Regions from separate parts of the Homo sapiens genome. Here region 1 is linked to region 2. A link is a loop called in an ENCODE intact Hi-C map of the cell type or tissue named here. Cell type or tissue: Calu3. All regions are shown on one strand. Each heading gives the region's core, and the rest is flanking DNA. Links, peaks and the distances in the headings are about the cores only. Region 1 overlaps FAM78B (family with sequence similarity 78 member B). Region 2 has its middle 55 kb from the start of LINC01675.

The links. Hi-C counts contacts between places; a loop is a spot of excess contacts. Peaks named below come from ENCODE experiments on the same cell type or tissue, not always from the same donor. Only the 100,000 strongest peaks of a DNase experiment are listed, where the experiment ranks them.
Region 1: it touches region 2 in a loop (18-fold over the local background); 8 of 110 quality-filtered maps call a loop at or near these places.

Annotation. Positions count from the first base shown.
Region 1 is chr1:166,129,535-166,137,877 of GRCh38, reverse strand. The region is part of intron 1 of FAM78B (family with sequence similarity 78 member B); the gene reads left to right. Among named protein-coding and RNA genes, the nearest start is that of MIR921, 21 kb to the left of the region's middle. In Calu3, for the core only: a CTCF peak has its summit at 4,453 (motif pointing left); no DNase peak of the experiment used is centred there.
Region 2 is chr1:166,430,419-166,438,761 of GRCh38, reverse strand. No RefSeq gene overlaps it. Among named protein-coding and RNA genes, the nearest start is that of LINC01675, 55 kb to the left of the region's middle. In Calu3, for the core only: no CTCF peak of the experiment used is centred there; a DNase peak (open chromatin) is centred at 4,901.

The sequences.
Region 1 (8,343 bases), core at 319-8,318, 300 kb after region 2:
GCATGTGGGGATGTAGACAGGAAGCCTGCAGGTATGGAGCAATTGAAGCAGAGTCTAGATAGAGCCCAGACTCCTTACTTCCCATAGTACTATTCTGCATTTTGTAGTGCTGCTTATGCTTTTCAGTGTTTCCACATCTATTTACTAATAACATCATAGTACAACAGCAAGAACATGGCCTCAGAACTCAAAGTTCTGGAATTCTAATATTTTATTTGATTGTCAGTATTTCTGTGAGATAGATAAAATAGGAATTATTTCCTCTGATCTGCAGGTGAGGAAACTCAGTCACAGGGAGCACATTTATCCATACTTGTGGAGCTATAGTATAACTAGTATTAGGACAAGGATAGCCAACATAGTTAAAAAAAAAAAAAGTACTGGACTTACAGTCAAGAATCCTGGGTTCACATATCAGCTACTGTCCTGCTATGTAACTTAGAATACATCTGTTTTCTGATGCTTAATTTTATTATCTATAAAATAAATAGGTTGGACTAGAAAAAGAAAATATGGCGGATGGTGGACATCTTTAGTCCTTTCAGTCCTTTGCATGCCTGTGGCAGACATGGCTAATTGATCATAGCTCACTGTCCTGCTGAGCCAGATGCAGCCCAGAGTCCTCAGTACAGGGCTCCTGGGAGCCAGCAACCACTGCTGAAAATCAGGGTTAGCACATAAAAGGAAATTGCTTGCCATTCCTCAACTAGCTCTCCAAGTTTTTTTCCAGTCTAGCATTCTGGGCATAGAAAACTGGTCTCCTCCCTTCCAACCTCATGCTCTCTACATCACGTCATCCTGGAACACTCCTTTTCTATAGATCTGTAGGAAAAGTAAAGGACTAAAATAAGATCTAGGTTCAGGCCCCTTCTCTTTCCATTAGGAGCTTAGTATCCTCACAGAATGTAATAACACCTACCTCACATGATAGTTATGAGCCATACGAGTGCATTCAGTTAGCAGACGTCAGTGCTTGACAACTGTGTGCCAGGCATTATGCTAACACACAGCAACTTGAGCTCCCCATCAGGCATCTTCTAGACCCTCTTCCCTCTCAGGAACTGAGCAGGAGCCTAGACTATTGACCATCCAGGCAAGCTGTGTTGCTGCAACTGCTCTAAATCAGAGTCACCGGCCCAGTTAGGGGCAAGGTAGCCTGGAGCCTCAGGTAGAGGTGGATTTTTTCATCTCATAACGTTGCCTTCCAGGAGTTCATTGCTTTTTCTTTTTGGTAGATCATCCTGTTTCCATTTACTTGTTCATCTGCTCTTTGGTGCCTTTATTTTTTTGCCATTACTTATCGGTAAAGTTATGCTGTTGTAAAGAGGGGAAGAGGAAGGGGTCCTGGTTCATAATAACACTGGAATGAGAGTTGGCAGAGACAGCAGCAGCTGTGAGGGCAGAGAGATAAGGCATCTGGAGATGGCTGCTCTGTTACCTACGTCACTGATCCGCTCATGGGGGCCAGCACACAGCTAGAAGTCAGCTTCCCCAACCCTCACACCCTGTCCCTGCAGGCTCAGGCTTTCCATCACCCAGGCTCTGTGAAGATTAGTGTGTCATCTTTAAAGCACTTGGCACTTCTTGGAAAAAGCCATGCTGTGAATTCAGGCATGGCTAAAAGATTGAACTCTTATTAAATCTCTGACACCCTCCATGCATCAGAATTCATACAGTCTTGTTCTGTTACATCCTCAGTGTCCTTTGCTAGTTCCCAGCTGGTCCCACAGACAAGCAAATTACTGGCAGGTTTGTTTAAGACACTGTACTTAGCCCACCTAGAATACTCATGAGTGACAAGTCCCCTTTAAAAGAACTGTTTGAAAAAAGTTAGCATTGAGGCTTGCAATGTTCCTTCTGCTTCATGTTGAGAATGCAGGAACCCCTGGGGATATTCTAGGTCTTAGGAGACTAGATCTCTTGTTAATATGTCAAAAACCAACTTCTGGAAAATAAGTCTGGTCTGTACTGATTCTAAAATACCTTGGATTGTTAACTTTTGCACCATCTTTGCAGAACACACACAGAATGTGACTATTCAGAGGAAGAAAAATTCTTTCGGCATAGACCTCCCTTCCGTAGTTGACAAAGTCATGGTGTTGAGTTAAAAGTGCTATGGCTGCTCCTGTGTTGTTTGGGGCAGGTAGTCCAGAACCCTGAGACCATGGTGGAAACAGCTCCATTTGGAATTCTCTCTAGTTTGGTTCTTTCTCCTTTTCCCCACCTGCAAAAGAATACTCAGAGTGCTATCTATCTATGTCCTTTCTTTGAATCTTTAAGGAGAATGTCTTCACCCAACATGTCTCATGCTACTGGACTGAGTAGAAGAGCAATGGAATCTTGTTACTTATTGCTAGTGAAACAGACAAGGAGCAATACATGATACACGCTTTCATTGTAAATCCTGATGTGGAAGGATTCAGGTAGTGCGATGTGAATCATCATCAGGATGATGCTTCCTGCTATGCCATCTCCCAGCTTTAGCTTTAGATGCTGGAGTTGGTTAACCATTACCAATGTACCCTTTGTCCAAAGAGGAATTGTTCTCAGAGTTTTGGACTTTGAAAACAAAAGAATGTGCTTTCAAGATGTCATTGCTGTTATACTTTATAGTTTATACATTCCTGCCCACTGGTCTTGCTTTTTTTCACTTTTTCTTCTGAGGCAGTTATAAGCCGTGTTGATACAGCTGTTTAGAGAAAATTCCTATGGAAGTAGTTCTAGCTGGAAGTCATCTGGGGAAAATTAACCTCTGTAGGTGGACTGAACTTTTTCAGGGAACGTGTAGGGACCTCACAATTGACCTAATTAATGTGTTTGCATAGTAACATACCTGTTTTCATTGTACATTTAATTAGCTTCTTTAAAAATAATTCTTCAGGTGAAAGATGTTAAAGGCTTCTCATCCTGCCCTGCTGAGCAGAGCCAAAGAGCTTGATAGTTTTAGGACAAATAAAAGGAAGCAGTACTTTACGCTGTAGGTAGTAAATGTGTGAAAATCATTACTCCTAGAAACAGTATGTGTTGAAATTATCAATAGATTCTAGACACGAACCTTTAGAGAGCATCATGGATGACAGATATAAATTGAGTTATTAAAGGGACATTAGAGAGCATTTTCTAATCGTTTTAAGTTATCGTTACGAATGGATCCCCCATATTCTCCGGTGAGCCTTGTGACACCACAATCAGGAACAGAATGTTAGGTGGATGAATGCTGGTCTGACCTACTGAGGTATTATTAAATTCATATGCTCCAGTCAAAATTTTTAAGCCAGTTTAACCTTTTTACCTATTTATGCTCCAGTCTTTTTAGGTCAGTTTAACCTTATACTTATTATTATTATTATTATTATTATTACTACTTTAATGTTCTGGTGTCTTTCAAATGGCCACTTCTTCAGAACTCTCTCAAATGATTTGGAAAAGCTAGGGGGTACTCAGCCCAACCATAAGATGGGAAACCTGAGCTGCAGTCCTGCCTCTGCCACTAGCTAGTTGCTTGACTAGGGGCAACACTGCACTTCTGCTTCATTTTTCTGCAAAGAAAGGGAGTTGGATTAAATGCCTTCCAAGGCCCCATTGGCAGCAAAATACTGTGGATCAGTAAATAAATATTATATGCACACTCATTCAGGGAGTCCCTAGAATAAAAGAATAGTGGGGTCGGGGGTGGGATGGGGGACTGCTTTGCCTTATTTTCCAAAAAGGATAAAGTAGAGCATTTCTCCCTTCTGACAGGAGAAACTGAATGTTGTAGGGACAGTGCAGAAAAACCCCTGACAGCATGGGGAAACCCCCCAAACTTTCTTTTCTCTGAACCTGAGGAGGGAGGTAGTGGGGAGAACATACGGTGGGAGTTAGGCAGGTCTGGGCTCAGTCACTCACTGACTCTCAGTCTCCCGTTGGTAAAATGGAGGTAAGTACATGTAACCTTTGGGGTGATGAGGATGAAATGAGACAAGTGGCATGAAGTTATCTCACTTAGTTCCTCGTATAAAGTAAGGGCTCAATAAATAATAATGTTTAGAGAAAGGAGATGGGAGTTCCAAAACACGGCAATTATAATGGTAAGCACCTCGCGAGTGGCCATCAGAGAAGGAGAAGCCAGTGCAATTGAAGCAGACGGCCTGAGAAAGGCCGTAGCCTGAAGCCCACAGGTGTGCAAAGACCTGCTCTAATTAATTAGGCATAAGATTAGCACTGGAATACATTTCTAACCACCAAAAATCAGATTCACTATTTCACATTATATTTACGGTTCTTTTTTTTTTTTAAGATTGCTCAACTTTACAGATTAATATTATTTAAAAGTTGCAAATATTTTAATAAATCATTGAAATTAACAGTTACACATTTGTGGGATTTGCAGAAAGATCCCCACATGAAGCAAAGACATCTTGTGTTTTGTTTCATATCGCTGTCACCTGCTGGCAGAATATGCAAATTGCAGGTTTGGTTTTGTCTAAGAAATTCTACCTCTAACATACATCTGTCTTTAGGAAAATGTAACTCTAAACCTAAAGTTACACAATAACAGGTATCCTCTCTTCTCCTGAGAATTCCCATAACCAGCTCTTGAGGAAGACCAGAGTGGACCTTGTGAGGAGTTTCCGGTACTACCATGAAGCTGCTAGGTCAGGATATGCAGCTGTGCACAGCTCAGCCCTTATTCTTCCTCCAGGAAGCCAGTAGAAAAACACTGGGGTCTAACCTCTAGCAGAAATAATGTGCTCAAAGAGAAAAGCAGGGCCACTCTGCTATTCTCAGAGTCAGCAATCTCCTTGCCCTGCCAAGATCCTACCAGTTTAATGAACAACTCATACCTTTCCTCGTTGTTGAAAGCTCCAATTCCTCAACAAAGTCTCAGTGCTGCTGATAACCTTAGATCAGCCCCAGAGATTGTTCTCATATCCCAGAGGGCATAAATATGGCAGTTACACCCCTACAAACTGCCCTTATCATTTTAATCATGGTTCATCTTGAGAAACCAGCAGATACTATGAAGCAGTTTTGTCACACTCATAAGCTGGTACTGTAACTCAAGTCACTGTTTATCTAACAATATGGGGCATAAAATAACAAAGTTGGCCTTTCTGGTACACTTAGCTGATGTAGTATTATCTTTGTAGTGGTTTCCTCACAGAAAACAACTAGAAGCAAGTGGCTTTTGAACTTGGTGACTTCATCCTAACATGAAAATTTTTGTCTAATTAGGTGGAATGATTTGGCAAAAGAGAGCAATACTTAGGTGGAGATTCATTCATTGGGAGGATGGAGGGAATCTCCCACTGCTGTACAAGAAGGGAGATGGCATATGGTAAAGCCCTTTGTCATAATGGTTGACATTCACAAGCCACTTACTTTGCACACACCTGGGTTTTTTTGCACTTCACAAACATCTCACTTAATCCTCAACAATTACCCAATAAAGGTAAGCAGTAATATTATCCCCATTTTGCAGATAAGGAAACTGCAAAATAAAAATTACATGACTTTCCCAGGATCACACCGTTAAATCGCAAGCTAGATTTTGCTAGTCAAGTCCAGTGTGTCATGTTCTTCACACCGCGAGGGTTAGGGGAGAGGGGAGATTTGGAACCACTCTTCTGGGTAGCAAAGAGAGGACAGAAAAACCAAAACATATCCTTTCAGCTATTATGTGAACTGCTTAATTCTGGTGTTACACAATAGTAATGATAGGACATCACTAAACATGTCATATTTACTTTATTTTATGATGACAGCTAATATGTTTCCAGTCTTCATAGCCTGTTGCTCTTACTGTAGAGGTATCTGCTGACAAGTTTTTAAAATTGGAGAAAATTGTGCTTAGGCCTTGCCTTTTATATGGCCTTCCTGACATTCAGCCTCAGATTGCAGCAGAAGTCTCTCTCAACTGAAGTCAACAGCTTTCATCAGAGGGAGAGCAATGCATGTACACCACTGTCACTGCAATTTAAGACCTGGGTCTTCTGCCCCCAGCTGACTATTTTCTGCCATGTGAGGGCAGGATTTTTTCAGGTTCCATCTCCCACCCCTAGACAGCCCTGCCGCTGGGGTCTTCAGTTCAGGACCTCCAACTAGTGCATAGCCACGTAACCTTACTTTTTTTCATAAAACATAGTAAAAATATGTTTACTATTTTCTTCTAAGGGACACTCAGTGTCCTGAACCCCAATGACATGGAACTTTGTGCCCTTTTAGATAGTTCTCCCCAGTCTTCTTCATATTGAGCCCAAATCAGTCAAATTTTATTCTTCATGCAGCCCAGTTCTACCCAGCAGAGCCCCCTAAGATAGGTCTTCTCACAGACACACGTACCAGGAAAACTAACGTTGCTGTTGCTTGGTCTCAGTAAAGTCACTGTCTGTTGGAGGGTTCAGCTGCCCACTACTGTGAGGTAGTTTGCTCTCCTTTAACCCCCTCTGTAACGTGGAACAGTGGAGTTGCTTTAACTCTGGAGCAGTTTTGCCTGGTGTACTGGGATGGGCCTTAGCTGCCTGCTGGGCTTCTGACATTGCCTCTCACTGTCTTACATAATTTGGAGACACTATTAAAAAGCACCTAGGGGGCTGGGCACTGTGGCTCACTCTTGTGGCTCACTCCTGTAATCCCAGTGCTTTGGGAGGCTGAGGCGGGCAGATCACTTGGGGTCAGGAGTTCCAGACCAGCCTGGCCAACATGGCGAAACCCCATCTCTACTAAAAATACAAAAATTAGCCGGGTGTGGTGGCACGCATCTGTAGTCCCAGCTACTCAGGAGGCTGAGGCAGGAGAATTGCTTAAACCTGGGAAGTGGAGGTTGCAGTGAGCCAAGATTGCACCACTGCACTCTAGCCTGGGCAACATGTTGAACAAGACTCTTGTATCAAAAAAAAAAAAAAAAAAAAAAAGCACCTGGGGAGATGCAGATACACCAAGTTATTCTACCTCCTGGGCCCGCAGCCTTGTGACATCGGCCAAGCTTAGTAATGACAGCATTCTTTGTTGGTTCTGTTTCTTCTGAGTTCTGCCACAGTGTCTGGCTGTGCAGATGTACACACAATGCAGGAGAAAGAGCACAGGTCTGGGAGTCAGGGAACCGGGGCTTAGGCCTGTATCTCCCACTTAAATAGTTGTTCTATCTTGGGCAATCCACCTCACTTGTTTGTCAGTTTTTTCAACTTGATTAATAATACTTATTTTAATTAATAAGTATTCAGGGTTTCTCAATAGCAGTACTATTGACATTTTGGCCTGGTTAGTTCTTTGTTGGAGTGGCAGCAGAGGGCTGTCCTCTGTATTGTAGGATGTTAGCAGCATACCTAGCCTCTACCCACTAAATGCCAGTAGTACCTTCCAGCTGTGACAACCAAAAGTGTTCCCAGACATAGCCAGGTGTCCTCTGAAGGGCAGAATTGTCCCCAGTTGAGAACCACTGCATTAACTCATAGGATTAGCAGGATACATTAAATAACTGTGTGAAAATATAAGACATCATGGTTGTCTTCCTCCTTCTCTGGCATTCCAGTCTTCTCTGATTGTCTATACTTACGTAGAAGCAGAAAGAAGAAACAGCATATTCTATCCACATCCCTATGTGGTCCAGCAAGTGACTTGTTACGTCCATGCTTTCACATCATGCGATTCAGGTAAGTTTGTCCTTTTCTAATGGGCTTGATATTTACTGTGTGTGAAGAGCCACAGAGGTGAGTAGCAGTGCCTGTTTTCATGGATGACACATTCTCATGGGAGGAATATTTAAGCACAGAAATGACTAAGACCAGAAAGGCATGCTCAGGTGTCAGAGAGGAAGCACTTCACAGAGGAGGTGATGTTTGGGTTTCAGTAGACAGAGATAGGCTGGTATAGCCTGAAGGGGCTTGAATCAGAGGGAGCAGTGACCCAGGGTAGAAAGCACATAGGATTAGATGAGAAGGTAGCAAGAGATAAGACCTTGTGATCAGTCTACGGAGGCTTGGAATGCCAAATGTGTTCATTGTCCCTAATTTAGCAGTGACATGGCATGGCCATAGCTGTGTTGAAGAGGGTCATGTGGCAATGGATTAGAGTAAGGAGAGGCCAGCACAAGGTGGCTTGGGGACCTGAATAGAGTGATTGTGGTAGGAGAAGGGAGGATGAGGTTAATGGAAGAGAAAGTGCAGGAGAAGAAGCAGCAGGGTCTGTGAAGGTGAAGAAAGGGAAGAGGACGAGAGGACTACAATTTTGACTCTGGAGCTCAGAGAAAAGGGTTTCCCAGAATAGAACAGGAGAAGACAAGAGGAGGAACCAGGAATCAGGAAGTTCGAGCACTGGAGAAGGGCCAAGGTAAAACATTAAAATTGAGGGTTTCCTAAATTC
Region 2 (8,343 bases), core at 133-8,132:
GCACAGAAAGGCAAACTTTGCATGTTCTCACTTATTTGTGAGAGCTAAAAATTAAAACAATTGAACTCATAGAGATAGAGAGTAGAAGGATGGTTACCAGAGGCTGGGAAAGATAGTAGGGAATTGGGAGGAAGTGGGGATGGTTAATGGGTACTTATTATGTTCCTACTATATATACCTACTACCTACTATGTACCCACAGAAATTAAAAAGAAATTATTTAAACAAAAAAGAAACTGGAGTTAGAGAAAGCAGAAATCTTCAGATAGGGAGGAAAAATAGTAGTAGCCAGTTCTTGGTGGGACAATAGCTACGAATGTCTGACATAGGCTCCTGACAAGTAAAAACGGTAAAAAGGGGACAGTAAAAAAGGGAAAGAGGGTCTACCACAGTAGCAGTCATCTCCAAGGGACACCTTCTCTAGGTATTTCTCCCTTCCCCAACTCACATTCAAGCCTAGTATATAATTTGCCTCATCAACATGCTGTCATTGTCAACATCATCCACACTCTCAAGCTTCAAATGTCAATAAAAATAAATTGCTGCTCATAATTCAGCTTTGTTAACACATTTGGGAAACTGGGGAAAAGTTTTTAGCCTATTTGCATATGTCAATGACATCAGCCAAAATAAGTCTTGACTTGGTGCCCCAGGGGCTAGAGAGGGCCTAACAAATGTGAACAAATCACTGGGTTCAAACACAAATTCAAAATCTTCCCTTCAACTCTCTATTTCTTTTATCTGATTCTCCCTTCACCCCCACCAACCTCTTTGGCCTCTTCCTTTGGCAATGGTGATGATGATGATGATACTTAAGATAATTCAGCTCCTCCTTGCTTCTGCAAGGTATGAGCCTCCTAGAAGCCAAAGAAATATAGTTTGCTAGTTATGTATGTATAAGTGATATATTTTTAACTATTTATTAAAGCCTAAATATATGCATAAAAGTACACAAAGGTATAAAATTCAATGAATTTTTATAAAATAATCGTATCCATGTAACCAACACCCAGAACAAAAAGTAGAACATTACTAGCACACAGAAGTCAATACTTTGCCCAAAGGTTGCCAGTATTGCACTTCTAATAGCATAGATTAATTTTGTCAGATATGTCCTTTATAAAAATTAAATCCTACAGTATGTATGTTTTGTCTTATTTTTTCTCTCAATATTAAGTTTATGAGATTCATTCCTTTATGTAGTTATTGGTTATTCATTCTCATTACTGTATAGTATTTATTGTGTAATTATACCACAATGTGTTTACTCATTCCAACATCGATGGGTAGTTAGCCAATTTTCATTTTTTACATTGTCTATTATACATAGTGCTGCTATGGCTATTCTTAAATATTTTGGGTGAAAATATGTATGCAATTCTTTGGGTATATTCCTAAGGGTAGAACTGCTGGGTGTTTGGGAATGCACACGCCCAGCTTAAGTAGAATCCACCAGATTTCCAAAATGAATACGCTATATATACTGTTTCAAAATATATATTTTTTGAAACAGGGTCTTGCTGTCACCCAGGCTGCAGTGGCGTGATCATGGCTCAGTGCAGCCTTGAACTCCTGAACTCTGGTGATCCTCCTGCCTCATCCTCCCAAGTAGCTGGGACTACAGGCACGCACCACCTGGCTATTAATTTTTTTTTTTTTTTTTTGTAGAGCTAGGTCTGCTTATATTGCCTAGGCTGATTTCAGACTCCTGGCCTCAAACAATCTTCTTGCCTCAGCCTCCCAAAGTATTGGGATTACGGGCGTGAGCCACTGCACCTGGTCAAAATGAATATACTATTTTGTGTTAACACCAGCAGTATAGAGAGTTCCAGTTCCTCCGCATCCTCCCAACACTTGGCAACTCCCCTTTTAGCCTTTCCAGCAGGTATGTTTGGTTCAGGACTTTTGCCCACTTTTCTGTTGAGTTGACTGGGGTTTTTAATTATTAATGTGTAAGAGTTTTTTATATATTGTGATATGAGATCTTTGTCAAGTGCAAGTATTGTAAATATTTTCTCTCACCCTGTAGCCTGACTTTTCACTATCTTACTGGAGTCTTTTGACAAAATTAGAATTTTAAAAATACATTTAGAATACTTTCCTGCAACCTCACTAATGAGAGGATTAAGAAACCTCAATCTATTCTGCAGGGAAATACATTGGACTCTGCCTGGGTCAGCTGGTAGAAGTAAGGAGGTAATTCTTTGCCCTAGAATTAAGAAAGAATAGCTGATAATAATACCAACCATAAATGGATTGCCTACTATATGTCTAGAGATTATTATATATATTATATAATATCAAAGTTAAAACTTACAACCTTCCTATGACATAAAAGCATTATTATCAACCTCATTTTCAGATGAAGAAACTCTGGCATAGACAAGTAAAGCAGCCATTTCTAAATTTCTACTCTTGACCTTTACTATATACTTTCTTTTTGTCACCTCACACTAAAGTCAAAAATTCACAATATCTCCTGTTTAATAGGAACTTAGTCTAGCTAAATATGGCCTCCAGAGATTACATGCAATGAGCAGTCATTGCAGGCAGCCTGACCTTTAGAGGCAAGGAGGCTTCTGTCTCCACCTGAGGGCAAGGCCTCAAGAGGAGCTCAGGTGAAAACTATTGGCCACTCTCATTCCAAGCAGCTGGGAGAATGCATGCTTTAGTCCTATAGGAAAGAGCTGAGAAGTACGTATATGACTATATGGCATCCACTGTAGTCTATTCCTTGTACTGTCTGTATCTGCTTGCTCCATGTAATAAGTTCTGATAAAATCTCCTCCAGGATTTTGTTGGGCCTTTTTCTGGTAGGAACATATGATGGGAAGGTTAGTGGCATAAACTACAGTCCTTGCCATTGCAGTTGTGCTTCAGGCAACAATTGATATTATCTCCCTCTTCCATGCCTCCTAACCTCCATTCTAGAGTCCCTTCACTATTTGTACCTCTGCTAGTGAAGAAGCTTACATGGTATAGTGACTCAGACCTTCATCCTATTGCTGGTCCACCAGCAGGTGATGAAGCTCCAAAACCCCATATTAGAGTTTCTTGGGATGCTCCTGGTACCAGTTGCTTCAGGTTAACTTGCTCGAGAAGCAGGCTTTAGGATGGAGCTGTGTATGCAGGAAAAGTAAAGGAAGCATAATTGGCAAAGGGAGAAGTTGAAATAAAAATCAGTGTAACAAAGGCCTCAGCCAATCCTACCGGAAGCTCTGGAATTGGATGGCCTTCTATAGTTATCCCAAATGGGGAAAGGAGGCAAGCCTTCACATCTCCACATAAACCAATCATTGGATGTGGCCTGACCCCAAGATGGGGATGAGGTTTGAGGGAGGGGCAGTTCTCTTCATCTGAAAGCTATTGACCAACAACAATTCCAGTCCTAGGTGGGGGTATTCTGGGAAGATCACCATGGCATCCACTGCAAATATTTATGCCTTAGATCTGAGTTGCAATAATTCAGAAGAATAAATTTTGCATTTGAAATATTTGGGGTATTATTGGGCAAGGCAGACTTCTGGAAGGGATTTAGGTAACATGCTTCATACTACCAGATTTCATCAGTTATCATCATCAAGATAGATATCAACAATTTGGAAGATGAATTCCAATTTTATTATTACTTTATATATTATGAAAAAATAAAAATTGCCACCAATTAAATTATGATGCACCATATTATATGTAAGAGGTATCTCAATTTCAGAGATAGGAAAGTGTAAATAAAGCCCCCCTGGATCTTAGAATTGATATGTAGTAAGTTTTAACACCCCTCCTTGCCATACACACACACACACACACACACACACAGAAGAAAATGGTGTTTTTCGTGGTGTTAGTGAATGTTGCCAAAATGGAAGTAAAGTAGGGTAGATTTATTGGCAAGATCATCCTCAGTCCAGGTGTCCAGATAAAGTAAAAGTTGTTCACTGCTTTACTTCCCTACATCGTACCTATGTCATGGTATATGTAGGGTAGGGAGCACATCCCAGTGGATAAATGGCATTTGGCATTCACAGAAAAGAGGACCCAGGGAAGACGTCCAGACCAGAAGGGACTTACTAACCCACTCACTTACTCAGGAGTCCTTCTCAGCTCAGGACACATGTGCCTGGGGTTGGCCATTCTGTCTCTCTCATCCTTTAATCCTAAGACTATAATAAAGGGAAAGGGGCCCTCACTCTTTCCCTAACCCACCCCAACTTTTCCTTTGACAAGAAAGATGTAGAAACAGTGTTCAGGAGTGAGGATACTCACCACTATGCAAGGCACAGTTCATTCTCTCTCAGTCCACGCACACCTCAGGCTCTGCCTTCTCTGTCCCACCTACTCTGTGGCAAACAATTCTTCTCTCTTCAGTCATAGCAAAAACTCTTGACATGTTCCCTCCTTCGTGTAATGTTTTATGATGACCTGAATGAGAATCAATCTTCTTGGTCTCTTCCTTTCTAAACTCCCACAGAGGCCTCTTCACTCATGTTTCTCACTTTAAATGTACTTACATCTTTGCTTGAACAGCATTCAGACTTGGTTTAATTGCAGCATTTTTCTGGGATGTGGCTGTCAGCATATCCTTCACAGGCTGACACATGACCACAATGTCTCTCCCACATTTTCAGCAACACAGATAATGGACTTGGCGGTGAATGCTGATTAAAGTCATGGAGCCTCTTGCTAGCTTCTGTTGCTGCTGCTGATGCAGAGTCAGGATCTTAAATGTACATCAAGATCTCCCAGTTGATCCTACAAGGTCTATCCTGGACAAGGGTGCAGGGTTTTCCCAGCAGCCCTCTACAATGGGATGATTTGCTGCTCGGGGTTGCTCTGATTTTCTAAGATGCTGGGGGGAACTGGAAAGCATCAACATTTATCATGCACTAGAGGGTGCCAAAGTCCTGGGTAACTGAGTCCATCTAGGAAGAGTGTGTCTCACCTTGAAGCCCCAGGAAAGAGAAGCAGCGTCCAAATTTCTAAAGTTCTTAAAAAATGACGAGTTCATGTCCTTTGTAGGGACATGGATGAAGCTGGAAACCATCATTCTCAGCAAACTATCGCAAGGACAAAAAACCAAACACCACATGTTCTCACTCATAGGTGGGAATTGAACAATGAGAACACATGGACACAGGAAAGGGAACATCACATACCAGGGACTGTTGTGGGGTGTGGGGAGGGGGGAGGGATAGCATTAGGAGATATACCTAACTGCTAAATGACGAGTTAATGGGTGCAGCACACCAACATGGCACATGTATACATATGTAACAAACCTGCACGTTGTGCACATGTATCCTAAAACTTAAAGTATAATAATAATAAATTTAAAAAAAGAAAAAAAAGAAATTCAAATAACCAAAAAATAAAAAATAAATAAATAAGTAAAGTTCTGCAGCTGGACTGGGCATGAGGACATCTGCTGGAACACATGCCTGCATTATCAGAGAGACTATTCTAAAACATTCAGTAGATCAGGATCTATACCACTGCTGAAGGTTTTTCAAAGGCAACACCACTGTGATTGAAAAAATATATATTTTAACAGTAGTAATAGCTACCTATTTGCATACTATTTATTGTATGCCATACACTGTTGTAAGCACCTTATATACATTAGATCCTGTCAACAATGCTAAAACATTATCTTCAAGTTATAGATGAGAAAACTAAGGCAGAGCGCTTAAGAAATTTGCCCAAGATCACGTAGCTTGTAAGTGGCAGGACCAGGATTCAAATCCAGGAGTCCAGGTACAAGGCCTTCAACACTCTGCTTCACTCACATGTCAACACAAGTATCAGGCACTCTATAGCCACATTTCTTGTCAGAAGTAAACATAAATTTCCTCCAGCTTCCCTGGTTAGGCAACTACCACGTTCAGTACCCTTACTAGTAGAAAGTTCTTTCTTAACAGTCCCATGAATCCAGTTCCTCTTTTTTACTTCCACCCTAGATTTTTTTTTAATCTATCTATATATATTTTTGCACTCTAGACTTTTTGACCATATTATGGAGTATTTACTGACTGCCCAGCCTCAACAAATGGGGATTTTTTTTTTTTAAGATGAGGTTTCGCTATGGTGCTCAGGCTGGTCTCAAACTCCTTGGCTCAAGGGATCCTCCCACCTCAGCCTTCCAAAGTACTAGAATTACAGATGTAAGCCACCGTGCCCAGCCAATAAATGGCTTCTGACTGCCATGCTTCTAAACACAACTGATAAAATCTTTCTTGGATTCCAACAAGCTGTTGGCCACATTTGTTTAACTCCTATTCCAAAATAATGCTGAAAGTACCCAAGTGAAACGTGACAAACTAGGTCCAATGACTTGGCATTGCATTTGAACTAAATAATTTCACAAAACTCTGAGCTAATGTACATGTAATATTTTTAAAAGGAAGAATTTTTTTTCCTGTTTTTTTTTTATACTTTAAGTTCTAGGGTACATGTGCACAACGTACAGATTTGTTACATATGTATACATGTGCCATGTTGGTGTGCTGCACCTGTTAACTCGTCACTTACATTAGGTATGTCTCCTAATGCTATCCCTCCCCCTCCCCCCACCCCACAACAGGCCTTGGTGTGTGATGTTCCCCACCCTGTGTCCAAGTGTTCTTATTGTTGAGTTCCCACCTATGAGTGAGAACATGCAGTGCTTGGTTTTCTGTCCTTGTGATAGTTTGCTCAGAATGATGGTTTCTAGCTTCATCCATGTCCCTACAAAGGACATGAACTCATCATTTTTTATGGCTGCATAGTATTTCATGGTGTATATGTGCCACATTTTCTTAATCCAGTCTATCATTGTTGGACATTTGGGTTGGTTCCAAGTCTTTGCTATTGTGAATAGTGCCACAATAAATATACGTGTGCATGTGTCTTTATAGCTGCATGATTTATAATCCTTTGGGTATATGCCCAGTAATGGGATGGCTGGGTCAAATGGTATTTCTAGTTCTAGATCCTTGAGGAATCGCCACACTGTCTTCCATGATGGTTGAACTAGTTTACAGTCCCACAAACAGTGAAGAAGTGTTCCTATTTCTCCACATCCTCTCCAGCACCTGTTGTTTCCTGACTTTTTAATGATTGCCATTCTAACTGGTGTGAGATGGTATCTCATTGTGGTTTTGATTTGCATTTCTCTGATCACCAGTGATGATGAGCATTTTTTCATGTGTCTGTTGGCTGCATAAATGTCTTCTTTTGAGAAATGTCTGTTCATATCCTTTGCCCACTTGTTGATGGGGTTGTTTGATTTTTTCTTGTAAATTTGTTTAAGTTCTTGTAGATTCTGGATATTAGCCCTTTGTCAGATGGGTAGATTGTAAAAATTTTCTCCCATTCTGTAGGTTGCCTGTTCACCCTGATGGTAATTTCTTTTGATGTGCAGAAGCTCTTTAGTTTAATTAGATCCCATTTGTCAATTTTGGCTTTTGTTGCCATTGCTTTTGGTGTTTTAGTCATGAAGTCCTTGCCCATGCCTATGTCCTGAATGGTATTGCCTAGGTTTTCTTCTAGGGTTTTTATGGTTTTAGGTCTAACATTTAAGTCTTTAATCCATCTTGAATTAATTTTTCTATAAGGTGTAAGGAAGGGATCCAGTTTCAGCTTTCTACATATGGCTAGCCAGTTTTCCCAGCACCATTTATTAAATAGGGAATCCTTTCCCTGTTTCTTGTTTTTGTCATGTTTGTCAAAGATCAGATGGTTGTAGATATGTGGTATTATTTCTGAGGGCTCTGCTCTGTTCCATTGGTCTATATCTCTGTTTTGGTGCCAGTACCATGCTGTTTTCGTTACTGCAGCCTTGTAGTGTAGTTTGAAGTCAGGTAACATGATGCCTCCAGCTTCATTCTTTTGGCTTAGGGTTGTCTTGGCAATGTGGGCTCTTTTTTGGTTCCATATGAACTTTATAGTATTTTTTTCCAATTCTGTGAAGAAAGTCATTGGCAGCTTGATGGAGATGGCATTGAATCTATAAATTACCTTTGGCAGTATGGCCATTTTCACGATATTGATTCTTCCTATCCATGAGCATGGAATGTTCTTTAAAAGGAAGAATTTTGGAAGAACTGGACAACACAATGTTCTGAACAAAACAAAAAAAAAATTTGAGATGGAGTTTCACTCTTGTTGCCCAGGCTGGAGTGCAATGACACGATCTCCATTCACTGCAACCTCCACCTCCCAGGTTCAAGTGATTCTTCAGCCTCAGCCTCCCGAGAAGCAGGAATTACAGGTGCCCACCACCACACCTGGCACCCCGCTAATTTTTATATTTTTAGTAGAGATGGGGTTTCATCATGCTGGCCAGGCTGGCCCCGAACTCCTGACCTC